Linked DNA regions of Homo sapiens: region 2 is linked to region 1. A link is a loop called in an ENCODE intact Hi-C map of the cell type or tissue named here. Cell type or tissue: Caco-2. All regions are shown on one strand. Links, peaks and the distances in the headings refer to the core of each region. The heading gives the core; the rest is flanking DNA.

What was found. Hi-C counts contacts between places; a loop is a spot of excess contacts. Peaks named below come from ENCODE experiments on the same cell type or tissue, not always from the same donor. Only the 100,000 strongest peaks of a DNase experiment are listed, where the experiment ranks them.
Region 2: it touches region 1 in a loop (3.0-fold over the local background); 2 of 110 quality-filtered maps call a loop at or near these places.

The regions. Positions count from the first base shown.
Region 1 is chr6:79,147,547-79,157,810 of GRCh38, forward strand. No RefSeq gene overlaps it. Among named protein-coding and RNA genes, the nearest start is that of PHIP, 74 kb to the left of the region's middle. RefSeq lists an enhancer at 4,588-5,311. In Caco-2, for the core only: no CTCF peak of the experiment used is centred there; DNase peaks (open chromatin) are centred at 4,885 and 4,985.
Region 2 is chr6:79,209,978-79,220,241 of GRCh38, forward strand. It overlaps HMGN3 (high mobility group nucleosomal binding domain 3), which reads right to left. Exons shown (of 7, transcript NM_001201363.2): 2 at 4,995-5,045. Among named protein-coding and RNA genes, the nearest start is that of HMGN3-AS1, 19 kb to the right of the region's middle. In Caco-2, for the core only: no CTCF peak of the experiment used is centred there; a DNase peak (open chromatin) is centred at 5,394.

The sequences.
Region 1 (10,264 bases), core at 2,816-7,815:
ACAGTAATAATAATGGAAAAATAAAGTAATAGTCCAATTTCACTTATGGATATAGATGCAAAAATCTTAATTAAAAATTAGCAAATAAAATCCAGCAGTGTATCAGCAATGACCTAGTGTAGTTTATTGCAAAGACTGTGTCATGTCAGGAGCTCTTTCAACATCATAATTTATTATACAAGTATATTCATGGATTAAAACCATATTAATCGATATTGAAAAGGCATTTGGTTAAATTCAGCAGCCATTCCTACAAAACTCTAATAAAAAATATGAATAAATGAGAACCATCTAAATACGATAAATGCACTCATGCAAAACCAAGAGCAAACATTATTCCAGGCATTAACTTAGGAGAGTTCATTTAAAAACTATTACATGGGAATTTGGTAACATGCCTGTATATGTAATACCTACTCAAAAAAGGAATGGTGTGGTTCTATGCTAGAAATAATCTCTAGAATTAGAAATGTAAAAAAAAAAAAATCCACTTACAACAGTACAAAAGCATTAAAATATTTTTAAATATATTTAATAAGAAACGTAGGGGACCTATAGGATGAGAATCATAAAATCTTATTGAAGGGCTACAACATCAGCTGAACAAATGGAAAAACACCCAGTTCTTGTACAGGAAGACTTAATACTACAAATATGTCAATTCTGCCCAAATTGTTTTATATATTTAATGAAATTCCAATTAAAACTCTCTGCTCTCAGAAAATTGGATTATTCTACATTTTATATGGAAGAATGAATGTTCAAGAGAAGCTAAGAAATGTAAGAACATGAAAAATAATGATGAGAATCCTTGCCAGATATTAAAATATGTTATAAAGTCTGCATAATCAAAATGGTTGGATATTAGCATAGGAATAGACTAATTGATTAGTAGACCAGAATAAGAATCACAGAATACATGGGAACTTAATATAGGACAAAGGTGGTATTTCATTTCAAAGGGAAGAGAATGGTTTATTTAGTAAATTAGCATATTTCATTTGCATATTAGTAGCACAATTATTATTTGAAAAAATTAAAGTTGAACTACTATCTCACATGATATACAGAAATACTGCATTTGTCTTAAAAGTTAATAAAATAATAAAATTTCAAAAATATAAAATTTAGATAATATGTATAACCTACACAGTAGGGATACTTTTTAAGGCAAGTTAGTAACCCAGAAATTATTAAGAAAATACAAACCCTGTACAAACGCTGGGTTTTTTTTAATAGGAAAAATTATCTGTGCTTGTTAGAATACATTCAGCTGCAAGTACCAAGAAATCCAACTTACATAGGCTTAATAAACCATGAGGGAATGTATGGGCTCACACTGTTAGATGTTCAGAGGCATGGTGGCCTTTAAAAGTGGCTTAACCCAGTGTCTTTATCCAGTGCGTTTCTCTGTGATTCTCTCATCTTTGTCCAATTTTTTGAATTGGCTTCCTCCTGAAGCCTGTATCAAGAAGGCTACAGTAGTTTTTCTGGAAGTGACGTCTATACTTGACAATGGCCGAGAGAAAAAGAGCCAATTTCCTCCAATGGCCCTCTCTTCAAAGTGAGGAAAGAAGCTTTCACAAGATTTCTTCTCACATCTCATTGGCTCCAACTGGCTGCATTTCTGAATCCCCATGGGTAGGGAAATAAATTGATTGGCTTAGGTCTCATGTATGTATAAACAAGTTGTAAAAATATTTAGCTATTTAGCTGTCTTCATGTGGGAGATTTTGTGTAATTTTTACTTTCTGCCTTATATCAAATTGAATTTTTAAAAATAAAATACATTATCACTATAATCAGAAAAATTATAAAGCTATTTTATTGTGGAAAAAAGTTCTTTCATAATAATAGTGAGCTGGAGAGTATGAACTTATATATCGCTATATTGGTTCATTTTCATCTGTGTCCTGGCAGGAAGTCTTCTTTTAAGAAATGTAATCACCTTTTAAAAAAGGTGATTTTTTATATTATTTTTATATTATATATTTGGTCCCCAAAATATTATGTTTGAGAGAAAATTATTCTCCAACAATTTGCAATGAATTTAATAATGTTTATTAAACATTTTAATAATTATAAATAACTATTAAGTGAATAATAAAATAAGTTTAATAAGTTAGATAAATAAGTTACAAAAATCGCATTTCTTTAAACATATATTTTTTAAACATTTATTTATTAAACAGTTCAAGTAACATTTACTTCACATCAAACTTCTCTGCTTAGTCAGAACAATGAAATAATTGACAGACAGGCTGAAATTACATTTGTATCCTAATGGTTATGCCTGTTTTATGCCCTTGAAATAGTAAGTTATGCCACTGTCCTCTGAGTGAAGGAAACACAGTAGTGCCTTTCCATCATGTATCCAAGAAGAATTATGAACAAATTCTTGGGGTAGGCTGAGCATCTTAACAGTGGCAACAGCAGAGGTGTACAGGGTGTCCCCACACTCACTTCCAGAACTTGGTCATCTCAATTTACCAGCGGTTCTTATTTAGGTTCTCATAGCCCAGAAAATTCTGCCAGGGTACTACACATAGTGGGCTATTTTTAGCACTGGGCCTGCCTCAGGAAACTGGAGAACTTGAACACTCATTGACAAGGAAGTAGAAGACAGCAAAGACTTAAGAGAGAAAGATGAGATGCTTTATATTTTCCTCCTGTGATTTTATTTGGCAGCTCATCATCCAGTTAGGAAGGTCTAAGAGATAACGAAGATATAAAGTGCTGAGTAGAGAGATACACACTTGGGAACAGGAAAGATAGCTGGCAGTGGGAAGGAGTGTGAAACATTTTTTACATGGAGAGGAGGAAAAGCTGTGGAATTGGGTTACTTAAACATAGAGAGGGAGTTAAGAGCAAAGAGGCTCTTTCTGGAGAAGTTGATCAAGACCTGAAGTGAAAATCTTTAAAAGTTCTGAAAGAGTGGCTAAAAAATAATTGTAAATTACTTACGATAACTTTCCAGCCATGTGATTTTAAGCGAATTATTTAAACTCTCTGAGCCTCAGTTTTCTTATTTATAAAATGTAGGTATTTAATACCTACCTCACAGGGTTATAATGAGGCTTAAATGAGTGAAATGTATAGAAAATACTCAACATGATGCCTAGAACATGGGAAACACTTATAAAAAGTGGCTATTTTTATTACATTGTTTTACATTTCACGTTCTAAATAAAATTGCTAGTGTTCATAAAGAGGCAAAATAATAATAATAAACTGTATAGTAAAGAGACAGTCTAGCTCTTGCTTCTCATACACATACACTGACACACAAGGAAATAAATTACAGATGTATTCTTTGTGGCATAATTCATATACAACAAGGCAATGCTCAAGAGAGCTATTATACTACATCACTCGGACACTGTCCACCTTTGTTTTGTAGTTATTCAGAGAAGAGGGGAAATCTCTTGAACTATCATGAACATGGGTTAAGTGTAGTATAAGTCTGAGGGCAGACCAAAGTAAATCAATTTATCTCGTTTAGACACTCTGTACTAACTAAATGTAATAGATCCCAGGGGCAAAATTAGATGGAAGATAGGTAAATGCATCAGTATGCACACAATCAAAGAACAAGAAAAAGCAATGTAGTGCATAAGGCCTCCAGTTGATATGTAGCAAGAATTATTAATTAAACTTCAAAACAAGAACATGTAAAATTAATATTAGAAAGATAATTGTGTGTTCTAAGCAAAAGAAAATAACTCACAGGAGGTACTGCTGCACTGTCCACAATTTTAGACTACATGACTTCTAAAATCCTTTTAACTCTCAGTAAAAAAAAGTAGCATTATCATTCCTTTGTATCAAAAAACACCATAGATGTTATCTCTTTTAATGTTGCCTTTTCTTCAACTTGATTTTTTTTTCATTTGGTTTTCCAGTGAGAAGCAATTGATACTGGAAGTCTTGGAATATGGCATTTCATAATTTGCATAACAAATATCAGCTCTGCTCTTCAAGAAGACTGAAGTTTTTTTGGTTTTATAGTATTTTATAAAATTTTATAATTTGTACTTAAAAAATTGTCAGCAACTTTCATTTAAACATCTTATTTTAAATTCTTCCAGTTATCTACAGACACACACACACACACACTCCTTCTCAATGCAATCTAGAAAGGAGCAAATGTACAAGATTTTTTGTCTCCACTATTTTTTCTTTTTCCTTGCAACAATATCCCCATTGACTGTATCCTAAAACTAAAATGAGCAGAAATAAGCTATCATTCTTTTCCCATGTGACTTCTTGAGGGAAGCCTCCAAGCAACTTAAAATTCTCCCACCATTTTTAGGTTTTAGGAATTGGGAGATAGATGGATGGAAATTAAAAAAAAAATCTTCATAGACAAAAGAAGTCTAAGAATGGCTATTGCAGGTTAAGTCCCCCAAAAAGTAAACTCTGAGATAGAGACTGGTGTGCAGAAAGTTTACTGGAGACTTCCTGGGATTAACACTTTGGGAGAAGGGAAGGAAGCAGGAGATAACCAAGGAAAAGATGGGCTGTGATATAGTTGCTATAAGATTTCAGCTAACTCCTGGAATTAGGCCAGCCTTTATTCTGGATGTGAGATCCTTAAGGGAAGAAGCTAAAAATTAGGTAAGAAGGCTCTCTACAGCTCAGGTAAATTCTCAGAGAAAGCCAAAAGCTGGTAGCTGTCAGCAGGCAAAATGCCTAACTCCAGGGAGAGTAAGACCTGTAGCAGTAGAGCAGTAATCTGGGAAATGCAGCACAGCATCCACCACAGAACGTGGACAACAGATGTCATCCTTTGGTCAAGGGCTGGCTGTTAATGTGGGGTGGACTGAGGGTGGAGATAACATTTGATTGGCCCCCTCCCTCATATTCACATTCCTACACCCTTTGCTTTTCTGCCATTTCATCTGCCGTTGTTGTGTTGGCAGAAGGATGAAACGGCCGAGTGCAGAGAACAAAGGGATCAATTCTTTGCTTTTGAGTTTCAAAACTGTAGGCCTCAGCAAGACAAAAGTATTTGGAAAAAGCAGGAAGTGTAAGATGAGAAGCCTTCTCAACCCCTCCCAGACTAGATAAAGATTCCTTGGGCTTTAGTGAGGAGAAAGGTGGAGCGAAAGTAAACAGCACTTAGAGGCCTGTGAATTCCTGGGGTAGAACTTGGGGAGCTGAGAACACAGGAGTGAAGTCAAGACACTCCAGGAATGTACAGACTAGTAGGGAAAACACATTCAACAAATAAACGCAATAAAGTAAATTGACTGATATGATATAACATACAGGAAGGGAGTATAACCTAGCTGAGGAATATGGGAATGGCTCACTAAAAAAAGATATTTAATTGGAAACTTGTAGCATAAGTAGATATTGTAAAGGTAGAGAAGAGAAAAAAAGTGTTTCTGGGAAAAGGAAGACATGAGCAAGCACAGAGGAAGAAAATATGGTGTGTTTTAGAAGTTAAGAGAAGTCGGAGATGATTACTAGAATACAGAAAGAAGAGGAACGCTAGGAAAGGTGGGAAATCCATTAGAAGTTTGGTGATGTAATCAAGAAATAAGACACGGAAAGATTAGGAGGAGCACTGAGAAAGTTTGAAAACAAATGGATTGGAGAGGTATTTAGGAGGCAGCATTGATGAGATTTGGTGATTAATTGCTGTAGAAACAAGAAAGAGCTGTGGCAAAGGGGAAAGATCTAGTGCAATTGCTGGAAAATATCAAAAGTCCAATCTAGGATGGTGACCAAGAACTGTACCACAGCACCAATTATCCATGGGCACAGTATCAGTGTATTCATACATACCTATAAATCAAATTATTTCTGAAGACCTTTTGCCTTTGGTCTTCTCATGCCTATGGAATTATTTTATGCATCTTCATGGATCTGGAGAGAAATAACTACCTCTATGAGTTTACTTAGGGATTCCAGCCATGTGCACTAATTTCCTAGGGGGAAGGGATTTCTTAGAGAAAGATGGAAATAAGAGGGTAGAGAGAAGAAAACGTTTTGGGCCCCAAGGAGGTTTCTTTTTTGAGAGCTCATGGTTATCCTCTCTTGTGAGCCCCACGATTGAATCATTCAGACTCTTTTCTTGAATACCTATTCTGTTAAAGACCCTATGCAAGGCCTTGTGAAGGACCTAAGGATGAACAGCAATTAAGGGGCATCAACTCCATTGGCAGATGCTTCAGGGCTGCCTCGGAGTCATTGGCCCTAAAGAATCACCCCCTAAACCTTGTTGCCTTTATCAGCATTAGTAGGAGGATTAAAAACATAGAACTCAAATTAGATTGGAACCTGCCCAATATACCTTCTTTCCTCTTACATCTTTTGGAAGATATCCTTCTTTCTTCCAAGTGCCAATCTTCCTGCTTCTTGTAAATGCAATGACTGTATCAATTTCATCTGCCTTCTGCTTCAGGTCCCCAAACAGCACTATTTTTTTTCTTTCTTTTGTTTCTCTTTTGTCCCTTGCCCTGATAATGATAATGGCATTGGCTAACATCCCCATCTCTTATTTTGTCCTACATATTTAGTCATCAAGAGTATATATCAACCAGGAATCACACTTGTTGCTTCAGACACTTTGACTCATGTAACCCCCTTCTTTTTTCAGCAAGCCCCATGGTGGCCAACAAACAGCCTTTAAAGAATATGGTCATGAATTTGAACACTGCTTGTTCTCTAACCTCTCGCTCTCTCAATGGCACAACCTCTGGTCCCTCTGGCTCCCTTCTCGACTTTCCTTCCCCTCCTCCAGTTTTCCGTCTTTCTCCTCTCTGTCTCTTACTGGAGTAAGTAATTAAGGGAAGCAGACATCCTTAAGTCAGAGCTGGGCAGAAATTGAGCTCTCTCTCCAACTCACTGAAAATACTTCAGGTCAGTGATCACTGAGATATAAAAATTCTCTTAGAAAAACAAAGTGGCTGCTTAGCCACTTGTTAGGTGCATGATTTTAGGTAAGTTATCTCTCTAGGCCTCAGTTCCCCATATGTATAACCAAACTAATATGTGATTAATGGGTAGAGATAGATTTATTAAAGAAGCCTACAAAGCTTAAAGTTTACGGCCCCTCATCCACCCAGACCCCCTTCTAATGTCCTGTGAAGTGCCACTGTAATTTTGTATTATTTTCTTAAAGATCTATCCTCCCCCAAATCATATAAACTTCAAGCCTCACTGAACACACTAATCCTACCTTTGCCGATAGGATTTTGTGAAAATGAAATAAACAATATATGTAAGTCACTTAGCATAAAACCTGGCAGCTATTCCTGTCACCATTATCATTTTTTAACACTACTAAATTATTTACCTATAGAAAAGATTGTAAAGGGCTTAATCAAAATTTAAAAAGATCAAACTTCAAAAAATATATGAACGAATACAAAATATACATTTTTTCCAATTTTAATGGGATTTTGCAGTAGTAACTACATTTTTCATTTTGAAATTCACTTTTTAATTATAAAAGTAGTACATGTTTGTTATAAAAATTCAAAAAATATAAAAGTGTCTTAAGTTAAAAATTAAAATCACCTTTCTTTTTCTCTCCTCCCTTACTATTGATCCTCCCTCCCATATTATTTTCCTGCTAGGGTAATCATAAATTAATATTTTGGTGTGTATTCTACCATATTTTAAAATGTACTTTACATTTAAAATTATCTTGAAAACAATAGAAAATTATTTTGTTGTTGTTTTTTAAAGTCCCCTCTCAGTTGAAAATTGGCACAGAAGAGCAACATCAAAAAAGTAAGTGATTAGAATGCACACACATGCATACATACATACACATAGTAATGAGGGGACTTTATAAAGTGTGTGAAAATGAAATTAAAAGATCAAAATAAAAAATATAAACATTATTTCTCAACGTAAGACTTATCAAGTTCAAGACAGTTTTGTAAGTAATGATACCAGCTAGTTAATCCATCTCTAAAGAACAGATTATCCTGATAATGTAATCATGTCAATACAGTCTCTTTTACATTATTAACTGAAGAAAAATGAGTTCCATTTAAAGATTCTTTAAGATTTGGAAACAAATAGAAATCAGAAGGAGCCAAATCAGGACTATAAGGTGGATGTCTGATGATTTCCCATCAAAATTCTTGCAAAATTGCCTTTGTTTGTTGAGAGGAATGAGCAGGACCATAGTCACGGTGGAAAAGGACTCTCTGGTAAAGTTTTCTGGGGTGTTTTTCTGCTAAAGTGTTGGCCAAATTTCCCAAAATACCACCATAATAAGCAGATGTTATTGTTCTTTGGCCTTCCAGAAAGTCACCAAGCAAAATGCTTTGAGCATCACCCAAAAACTGTCTCCATGACCTTTGCTCTTGACTGGTCCACTTTTGCTTTGACTGGACCACTTCCACCACTTGCACCACTTTGTAGCCATTACTTTGATTGTGCTTTGTCTTCAGTCTATTGCAGGTAAAGTAATGTTTCATCTCCTGTTACAATTATTTGAAGAAATGCTTTAGGATCTTGATCCCACTTGTTTAAAATTTCCATAGAAAAGTCTGCTCTTGTCTGTAGCTGATCTGGCTGCAACAATTTTGGCACCCGTTGAGTAGAAAGTTTGCTCAACTTGAATTTTTCAGTCAGAATTGTGTAAGCTGAACCAATTGAGATGTCTATGGTGTTGGCTATTGTTTCTACTGTTTGTCATTGGTCCTCTTCAATTAGGGCACAAACAAAATCATTTTTTTCCTTCAAAATTGATGTGGATGATCTGCAGCTGTAGTCTTCATTTTCAAATTTGTCTCATCCCTTCTTAAAAAGGGTTATCAATTTGTAAACTACTGATTTCTCTGGGGCATTGTCCCCATAAACTTATTGTAAAGCAGCAATAATTTCACCATTCTTCCACCCAAGCTTCACCATAAATTGGATGTTTGTTCTTACTTCAGTTTTAAAGGAATTCGTGTTGCTTCGATAGGGGCTCTATTCAAACTGAAGTTTTATCTTTCTGAGTGCTGCAAAACTAGATCCTATTCATACATGTTATAACAAGTTAGTACAAATTAGTACAAGTTTATTTTGGTACAAAACAATTTGAAATCCACACACTACTTTTTTTATAATATGCACTTTCCATGAACTTTTTGATGACCCCTTGTAGATATACAGTAATTTTTGCAAACCGAGAATTTGAAGACACCAGTCCTCTTAAAGATTTTCCTAATTCATAAAAATCACTTAGTAAGTGTTATCAGAAACTGTTTGTTAAATAACAGTATACACATAACTTTAATATCAACATTTGCTGAAGATCAGTGTTTTAGCCTTTCTACCCAGGTCAGGTTGTGAAAGATAATGGAAAACAACCTCAAATAAAAGAAGCCATATATCTCTTTCATCTTTCTGCTTAGGTGTACATGTTATGTATGTAGCTCTTGTATTGAGGAAGAAATAAAAACTAGCGCAGCTTCTGTGTGGATCTTTGTTTTACATTCAAGAGTATACCAAGCATAGAGGAAAGCTGACATATTAACTATTACAAAATTGTTTAGAATATGTGTACAAATATTGCACCAAGTGTTTATTACAGTCATTGTAAAAAGACTTCCTAATAAATTCTTAGGTAAATTTTTGCTGCCATCAGAAATTACATACTAAATACTAAATAAATACTAAATACTGTGTCAGAAATTTTTCTAGTGCTTGATGTGACATTCTACCTGCAAAATATACATTCACCCAGGAAAGAGTTAAATACAATCAAAAGGAGAGATGGGTAAAAAGGGGAAAAAATCTTCAAATATTTATTGAGAAACTTTGTGTCATATTTTTCCAAAAATAGTTATTTTTCAGAGAGAACACAGATGATTATTCTCATGAGTTAATTCTTAATAACTTTTCATCAATATTTACTTAAATGAACAACTTTCATGAACTTTCTAGTTTAATTTATTAAGTGCAATTTAAAAGTAAAGAACAGATACAGTTTATGGTGAAATCATTAACATATGATTTACACAGAATTTTGCATGTACCCATGTATTTATAAAATATGTGTTTGTAGCTTAATATAAATAATGTGGCTAAATTAAGCTACAATTACATATTATTTTCTCTAGTTTATGAATTTGATCTCTACTATTGGTTTACTATTACCTACATAAATAAACCAGTTTAAATTAAATATTATTTTAAGGGAAATATATGTCAGGACAGTTAACAAAGAACCTAAGTTTAAATGCGTACATCTATAATATTGCATATTATGTTTTTATAAGCGTAGTGACAACTTTTAACATTCAAAGAA
Region 2 (10,264 bases), core at 2,308-7,307, 62 kb after region 1:
ACTCACTGCACAGAGTAAAAGCTTGTACAACTCAGCACATAGCCCTGTGAATTAGTACAGGAGGAGTGTGTGTCAGATTCTCCATAGGAACCATAGTGCCTGCTATGGTTATCAAGGGTGCATTCTTGACAGTGCACCCATAAGTCCCTGGGAACCAGAATCCAAATCCTGCAATACCTTTCCCAGCATGGTTAACCGTATTAAGTATACTGAAGGCAACATTTTCAAGTAAACCGGGCAATAAGAGGTATCTTGTGTTTTTTTAATGTACTTTCTGAGCATAGAGGAGCAAAGAGCACCTTCCAATTACCCAACAGAGCTCAGCTTTGAAGCTTCAGTGTGGCCTCAAGGACTATCCATGTCTCATAAACTACAGCAGGCAGAACAATACCTTCCAAGATGAAAGTGACAGTCTCCATGCTAAAGAGAGGTGAAAGAGCCTTATCTGACTCTCTCTCCACTTGATGTCAACTCATGTGCACCATGCTGGTCTTGCCTCACGTTCACCTCATCTGACACGTCTCCATACCTCCTTGCACAGGACCACCTTCTCTTATATTTCTATGGCTCCAATATGTAGCAGGGGCCCTCAATAAGTGTTGAGATGAACAGAAGGGGTAAGCACCAGAAACATACAGCAACTGTGAACTTGTAGGGAGGGGAAGAAGTCCTAGAGCCACTACTCAGTTACTCTTTAGTTTGGGGCCTGAAAAGGGTCCAAACATGTTAGCCATTACTCAAAACTGCCTCCCTATCTGCCATCTAGTTGTCTTGAATAAAATCTCCATGAAGTGAGGCAAAATCATGTGAAAAGTTCCCCAGCTGCGACAATGTTGTTCCTCTCCATGTGAAGACCTGAACATACCAAATAGACTAAGTGATGCCAGAGAGCTCTTTGGGATTTCCAGAGACATTCCAATCTAAGCACTGCTCTACTGGGACTAACAGCTGTTCTGATCCAAAGGACTTAATACCTTTTAAAAATTCAGGTCCAGTACAGGAGTTCCAAAATAAAAAGCCTCGGAAATTAATGCAAAAAAAAAAAAAAAAAAAAAATGCCTAAGCTGTCTAAACCAGCCAGTACCTAAAAATCCTATCTTCTATTATAAAATCATTTTATGACTTGCTACATACAATTTCCCAGCTCTTCTTTCTATGCCATTAAAAAAGACTTTTCTTACATTTTCTTTTCCAGTAGCTATCATAAGAGATTTTCGTTTTCACTGCAAACAGTGGAGGCTGAGATGAACCTTTCACTCAGTCAGCAGTACTGATTATGCATACAAGTATGGACACCTTCCTGGAAAGTTCTATCAGCTTTCACAGCCTTAAAATCTGTAAATTATTGGACTATATTTATTGGATATGAAATAGATTAGACTGCTATTTTTTCCTTTTTAAAACACTAACATGTGAAGTACTCATTTGAGACTCAGATTGTTGGGTGGGACTACGAGGGGAAAAAAAAGCTATTAAGAATTTCTCTTGTTTTTTTTTTTTTTTTTTTAATTGTGAATCCTCAGGAAAAGTGGTCCAGAGACTGCTCCTCAGCACTTCTCTGACATTCGCTATTTCCCTTCCTTGCTTTGTTTTCCTTAATTGCCAATATCCAATTATTTTACTAGCTCTCAGGGAGGGAAGGAGGGCTTTTAGAATGAAAAGTCATCATTGATAAATATGACAAACAGATACGACAAATGTGAGGGTTTGCCACTATGGTATATAGGTGCTGGTCACAGTGGAATTATCCCATAGGCATCATCCCATAGGCATGATCATCCTTTAGGTTGGAGAAAATTCTGGTGAAGCCTATTCTGAAAGACATGAAATCTTCTACTTTAATATCCTGGTTGCAAAAGCAACATAGAAGTCTAATCTCCCAATGACAAAGTACACAGGGATAGCTAGATTCAATAGAATCACTGCACTTTGCTGGATACTGCTTGAAACACATGGACTATTCCTCTGGAATGTGGGAGTATTTTTATTTTTATGAGATGTTGTTGCTCCTGAGCCTGACCATGTACCTCCAAGCAAAACCCAAAAGTCAAGTTGCTTTTAATTCTAAAAAAAAAAAAAAATGCCTAAAAAGAAATTGCCTTTTTTTCAAAACTGGGAAGTAGAAAAGTTTGTACCTCAGAGCCTTGGCTGGGAATAGACAAGACAGAAAAATGGATACTGGATTACCAGATTTTTAGGACTGTCATAAAAGGGCCATAGGGATAGCGGATTTTGGAACAGGAGATGCAGATATCTTTCCTGGTTCTGCTATTTACAAGTTCTAACACCCAGGGAAAATCATGTTTCTCTGAGAACTTTGCTCTAGTTAAAATAGGGATAACATCTGTCAATCTGTCCTCAAAAATAGCACTTCTCTGACATTCACTATTCTCCTTCCTTACTTTGTTTTTCTTCATAGCTAATATTCAATCATTTTATTTTACTCTCTCTCCCACTAAAAGGAAGCTCCATGAAAGCAGCGATTTTTGCTTCTTTTGTTCACTGTGGGATCTGGAGAGCTTAGAACAGTGCTTGGCGCATTATAGGTGCTTATATGTTTTCGTTGAGGAATAATCTGCCTTCCTCTCATTTTAGAGTTACTATATGGACCAGACAAAATAATGGATGTAAAAGGGTTTGTAACTGTTGATTGTAATGACTATAATGTATTATTTTGGTTATTTACTGTCCAAGTCCCCTGAAGTACTATCTTCTGCACAATGCCTTCTAATATGGCAGTGGAAGAGGATTTTCAAAAGAGAATCCCCCTTAGTAACTGTTATCTATTCACTAAAGTCAAGGTGGTGCATACTCAATGACATAACTGGAAAATTCAGTCAATCCAGTGGGAAAGAAAAAAAATCAATCAATCAATACACTGACAGTTTTTACCCGAAACCATCAGCAAACTAACTGACCTTTTCACTTTTTAAATAACTGTGTTGATGTCCTGAAGACATTATCATGAGTTTTAATCTGGCCTTGGCTTAAATGACAGGTAGAGCCTTATCTAGAAACCATTTTTATTAACAACCAAAAATACATAAAATATATAGAAATAATATAAAATAAAATATAAAAATAACAATTAAAAATAAAAACATAATAAAAAAATTAGCCAGGTGTGCTAGCATGCACCTACAGTCCCAGCCACTTGGAGGCTGAGATGGGAGAATCACTTGAGCCAGGGAGATCGAGACTGCAGTGAGCTATGATCTTGCCACCTCACCCACTCCAGCCTGGATGACAGAGTGAGATGCTATCTCAAAAAATAAAATAAAATAAAATAAAATAATATGTATAAGACAGCTGTACAAGCAAAACCACACACATATCCTTTATATATACATTCTCACAAGCTTGATTTACTTTTGGTGTAGTGGGATTGGAAAGACAATCAAAGATTACTGGGTGCCATGGTGTTTCTAGGTTTTTTGACTGACAAATCAATTTAAATGCCAGTCCCTAAGGAAAAACCCAAATGCTTTTGTTTTGGTGTCCAAATCTTAAAAACATTTAAGGTTAGTTATACTTAGCCAACTGTTCTAAAAATCACATTTTGCCATTTCCCAAGAAAATTCAAGCATTTATCATTTTTTGGTTGGTTCTTGCATGTGTGTGATGACTCTGTTTTGGATAACAAACTTCATGATTATTCCAAACTCTGTCAAACAGTGAATGCTAGGTACATGGATGATGGGGACAGACTGTTTTGTTTTGCTTTTAAATTATTTCTTTATAGGTTCTGTTTAAGATTTTCCACTTGGCAGAATGAATTTCCTTGTACAAATCTTGTGCAGGGGTTTTGGTATCACGATAAACTCCTCTGAATTATTAACCACATTATGAATCACCCAATCAAAGAACCTGTAACTAGATATTGTTTTTGTCTCACCCATGACCCCTTTTAGTTGATAAGTTCAAGGGTAACAGCTGCAGTTTTCCACCTATTCTAAAGCCCTGTGCAAACGGAATGGTTGTCATCAAAGTTATATCTCTTTTCCTACTGTTTAGCCCATCTTTTTTTAGAGGTTCATAATAATAACTGTGGATGGTCAAATCCAAGAATCTCTTCCAAGTTTCTAGACTTTTGGAGGTTTCTGAATTTTAAAACAAAACATCTTTGAATCATTGCCTAATTAATTATCCCAATATCCTGAGTGTTCCCAATTTAAAAAAAAGCTTTAATATTTTGACATATTGTGTATCCCTCTACAGTTCTTTTTCTTTTTTTTTTTTTTTTAGAGTCTCTCTCGCTCTGTCACCCAGGCTGGAGTGCAGTGGTGTGATCTCGGCTCACTGCAACCTCCACCTCCCAGGTTCACACCATTCTCCTGCCTCAGCCTCCCGAGTAGCTGGGACTACAGGCGCCCACCACCACGCCTGGCTAACTTTTTATATTTTTAGTAGAGATGGGGTTTCACCGTGTTAGCCAGGATGGTCTCTATCTCCTGACCTCGTGATCCGCCCGCCTCGGCCACCCAAAATGCTGGGATTACAGGCGTGAGCCACTGCGCCCGGCCTATAGTTTTTGATTTTAGAGATGATCCTTCTCAGGCAAAATATTCAGAACCTAAAAAGTGACTTATAATCCACTCACTGGAGCACAGAATTTATGAGATCAACAGTCTTTCATTTTCTTGCTGTGAAAGGCAGACTTTGTTCTCCTTGATGAATTTACCTATTATCTTACTCTTTGCCCAGAAGGAATTCTCAGTATCTGCTTTAACAGAAAGCAGGGCTGACAGGTAGAAACATAAACAACACAGTAAGTGGAAAATGCCTCATCAATATACCCAACTGAAACACACCTAGGCCAAGCGAGACTACATATAGACACTTATCGCTCTTTCAGGTAGTCTTAACAACCTTGATCATTCATATTAAACTTTGTTCATACAATTGTCCGCATTTCATTCAGATGCAGACAATCCTAACAATATTAAACATTTCAATGTAAATAATTAAATATAGGATGTCAAAGATATACTTACCTCCTGTTTAGTTACTTTGGATCCATCTTTGCCCTCTGTATTCTCTGGAGACTAGAAAGAAAATATTTCAGTGAATTGTATTTAAATTGGAAAACACACATTAGAAAAATGTTTTTAAAAAGTTATCTCATTCCCAGGACAAGACAAGCCAACAGATTTTTTTGCAAAGAAAAAGTAAATTACAACAGGGTATGTCTTTTACACACCTACGTGCATGCATGCACACACACGGTAGATAGCTGCATAACTGCTCGACTTTTAAAGCAGAAATGGTGAAAGAACTATGTGATTCCCTGTTCTCAATGTGCATTCACCCTAAGCGACTTTCATTTATCTTTGATGATTCCAGTTAAAGAACAGGGGCCAGAGGTCAGTGGCAGGAATGCCTGGGAGCCACCCTCTTGTTCCATTTGCTTGTTCCAGTCACTCCATTCCTTTAAGATAAGGGCAGGATGCTGGTAAAGCCCAGGCCAACCACAAAAGCACATTTTCATCCCATCCTTGCCTAGCCTTGATTTCTAGCCCATTTCTTGATATGAACTGACAAATTTATCATAGATTACCATTTTTCCATTATCAACTCCAGCATCTCTACTAAACTCCCAGCCTTGGCATGACAGCCAGGCTACGTGCCACCCTCAGCTGATTTATTTCCAGGTTTTGATCCATCCCCTGGGGCAGCACCTGCCTCCTCTTGTAACAGCTCAAACCTGATTCCTTTAAAGGATGTGTATACTATGGGAAAAACATATCTTATATTTTCTTTATATTTTAAAGTAAAATGTACTTTGGATTTATTGGACACTGCACATGTCCCAATATTTTTTATTGGCTAAGAGTTATTAAATAATATTAAAACAACTAAACTACTTAGAAAACTAGACTATTTAACATTTTTAAACTACATAAAGTTAGAAAGTGAATACTCAGTCTCTATGGCACAAATAGGCTGCTGATCTGAATAGAGCTCCTGTTAGAAAAAAATACAAATAGCAAACTGACATTTGACACGATGTTTGGCTCAGCAAAATAAAACAGCTATGTGGTAATGCCTCATCTGATAAAATGAGAACAAAATTCAAGAGATCATAAAACCCACTGTTTGAGGCTAGTGACACTGTAAATTAATATAATCGTTTCAAAGAACAACTTGGCAATATGAAAAAGACACAGAGAATTAATATGATGACCTAGTAATTTTAATTTTGGTACCTGGACTCAGAAAAAGAAACTCTTTGTAAAAATATGGTTTTATTTGTACTATTTCTAATATGGAATAAGTGGAAGCAACTCATGTATCAGTAAATAATAGAGAAATGATTAAGTAAACTATTACTTATTTACATATTTATGTAACAGTGAATGGAATTAAAAAGTTAGGTGATGTAAATACATGAAAAGTCCACATAAAATAAGGCTAAATTCAAAAACTTAGGTCATAAAAATGTACGCAAAACAAAGGTCCTAAGTATATATAAAAGTCTTTAGGAAAGATAAAAGCTTTTCTTCAAGGCAAAGGACCCAGTGACCTTTCTCTATTCCCTAGAGCTGCCCGTTACCCAGAGCCTATCATATGCCCTCTTTCCAGAACCTCCCATGTCATGGATTTCTCTCTTGTTTCCAAATTAACCATCTCCCCTCCTCCGTGGAACCTTCTCAATTATGAAGAAACAGTTTTCTCTTTTTTGTACCCCACTCTCTTGCACAGGAATATTTCGTTTATAGATCTTGTGTTAATCAGTCAGTTGTGGTAGAGATGGCAAAATCTTAGTCTGAGCATATGAAGATAATTCCTAGGTGGACCACTGGTCTTTGCTCACTTCCATGGCTACAAACTCAACCCTTCTGGCCACACAACAGACCCTTGGTTGTCTAGGAGTGCTGGGCTTTCATTCAGACCTGTCAGGTCACTCAGTAGATTTCAGTCTAGGGTACTCTCTACCTATAATTGATAGGCAGTTAAAGCAGCAGTACATAGCTATTATAAGAAAAACTGATGTTAATGACATTATTTTCATATTTTTCTATGCAGTGGATTAGTGACAGGCAATATGATGGAGTTCAATCTCTAAACACCGACCTAATAATGTTTGTATGGGATGCAAATTATTCAAAAAAGAGAAACTTGGAAAGGCACTGCATGAAAAAAGCAGGTACACTGAAAATGTGAATGCCTTCAGACAAATGAACATAAGGCTCTGGATGTAAAGAGCTAGCAAAGCTCGTTTCTCTGGCAATCTACCACAATGGCTTTCTATTAGCAAGCATTTAATACACCTGCAGTCAGGAACAATCAATCTTTACCGGGGATCAGTGTGATACAATGGTATGAATGCAGGATGTGAGCTCAAGACACCTGGTTTGAATCTTGGCTCTATACCTAGAAGCTGTACGATCTGGGACAGTGACTTGATCACGGTGGCTCAGTCTCCTTCATCCATGAATGATAGATGATAATGACAGCTAACTCAAAGGGTACTGCTTATGATCAAGTGAGATACTGGAGAAAGCATTTCATAAACTGTAAATTGTTACACAGAGGTTATGCAATAAAAAAGATCTTTAGTCTTCTAAATTATACAGTATGAAACTATATTCAACAGAGCCTTAAAGTTGAGCACATTTCCTTACATCCAGATTCCCTGCAAACTGGTTATCTGTTTTTGTTGCACAGAGTAACAGGTAGACTATTTTGGAAAGACCTACCATTATAAGCTGTCTTATCACATAACCCTCTCCATCAATTAACACTAAGCCACAGGCCGGAGACAGGAAGGAAGAGAGCATGGTTTTAAGGGATTAAAACAGAAACCCAAAGCTTTTTGTGCCAAGGGATTGCGAAGAATAAAAACATAGAAAGGAGGGAAACAAAAGGCTGGGGGTGGATATAGGGGATCTCAGATGTACTTCAACCTCCTGGCAGGTGGATGTGAAAGATGAGGAGAGTTAGACGGGATGCAGGGACTGCCAAGGCAAAGGGGGCTCTTGCCCCACTCTCCAGGACACAACAGGCTTACACTAATCCAGTTTGAACCAAGAATGGTCAAGAGGGCCCAAATCATGGTCAAATAAAAAGGTCTCATGCACGTATCCACGTCTGCAAGAGACGTTTTAACTTTTTGTTGTTGGTTTCTCATGCCTTTTAAGGAAGCTGCTTATGTGAGGATACTCCTGTATGCTCTCACCCTGTACCAGCCCTAGGCTTTGTTTCTTATCCCTTCTGGCACACCCCAAGAAGGAAAACAATGGGGAGTGGGGAGGGAAGGAATGCTTGCTCAATTAGATTTTAAGACTTAAAAATAATAAACAATATAGGTAACTAACACTTATACAACAATATGATACTTAAAAGAGACACCAAAAACTCAAGGATATAGAAAGCATGAAAATAAAAGGATGTTGAAAAAATATATACTTAGCTAAAATTAATTAAAAAGTAGAAACGACCTAAACATATGTCATCAGAAGGATATATACACTGTGGTATATAATCAAATAATATGTAGCAGTGAACACAAATGAACTACGGGTGTGCACATCAACAGAGATGAATCTCACAAACGTAATGTTGGGCAAAAAAGGGAAGTCATGGCACGATTTTAAATAAAGTTTGAAAATACAAATACAAGAAAAGTCTATAAAGAAAAGCATAACAAATGATAACTGCAAAATCATGACTGAGGTTACCTTTTGCTGAGGAAAGGGAGGGTAATTTGACTGGGAAAGACAAAGTCATTGGTAAGAGTTATATTTCTTAAGCTAGATGGTGGTTTATTATTATGTAAATAATATTTATTTAGATACTACATACGTATGTATGTTTTATATTAAAATGTTTTTGATTCATACAAAATAGAAATTTTGAAGCTAATAAAAGCAGGCTCATTGAAATAAAAAACTCAAAACACGGATAAACTCTAGACCAGACACAGTAGGAACTGCCATAGACTGCTGAGGAATTAAGAATGCAACAAAGAACAACAAAAGGATGAACAAAAGAGAGGTTAGGTGATGTGGTTAATTGAGAAGCTCCACAACTATCTAATAGGCATTTCAGAAGCAGAGAAAGAGGTATCAGTAGGAAGGCAAAGACATAATGACTATTTTCCCAAAGTAAAGTCTTGACTCCCCAGATTGAACACTCACACCAAGGAACAAACTGAAAACAAAACAAAACAAACAAAATAATACAACAGGACATATTGTAATAAAACTACAAAGCATCAAGGAAAATGAGAAAATCTGTAAAGTTATCAGAGTTAAGGCAGATTACCTATAAAGAATTACTTCTCCAACAACAAATACAAATGTATGAAAATATAGAGTACTATTCAAGGAGTTGAGGAAAACTGCCAACCTAGAATTCTATACCTAGCTATCATTCAAGAGTGATGGCAAAATAAAGCCATTTCAGAATACAAACATAAAGAGAGTTCACTTCCAACAAAGCATTTCTTTCAACAAGAATCTATTACTAAAGGTTCAAATTTAGTAATAAGAAAAACAAATCTAGAAGGAAGGAAAACTATGTAAGAAAAAAATGTAAAAAATATACTAATAAATTTAATTAACCACTAATCGTAAACAACATTACCTATTGTGTTTTTAAGTTTCAACAGAAATTCTACAGCAGTTCTTTCCTACAGAAATACAACATATAATTTTAGATTTTCTAATTGCCACATTAAAAAAGCATAAAAACAGGTAAAACTAATTTTAATATTTTATTTAACTGACTATATCTAAAACTTTATTATTTCACCCTGTAATTAATGCAAAAAAAGATTAATGAGATATTTCACAGACTTTTTTGTACTAAATCTTTAAAATCTGGTGTTCGTTTTATACTTAGAACACATTTTTATTCAAATGCTAAATTTTTATCAGGAACATCTAATCTGTATTTAGAATTCATAAAACTTACAGTAGTTTTACCCAGGTTGCTCCAAACATTTATAATTTACCAATCGCTGATTCTAATATCAGTTTTTAAACTTAAGTTGATTAAAATTAAATAACAAATTCAGCTCCTCATTCTTAAGTGTTTAATAAACTCATGCAGCTAATGGCTACCATATAGCACAGCTTTAGACAAAAACAATCATGAAAGATAGAAGTGGGGTCGGTAGATAAGAAGTTAAAGGATACTATGGTCCTGGTTTTGTTCTGGAGGATGATACAGATACAGATTAATTTTAGACTTTGTTAAAATAAAATTTAAAGTTACCATTAAAAAATGTAAGAACAGAAATAGGATCTATAAACTTCCA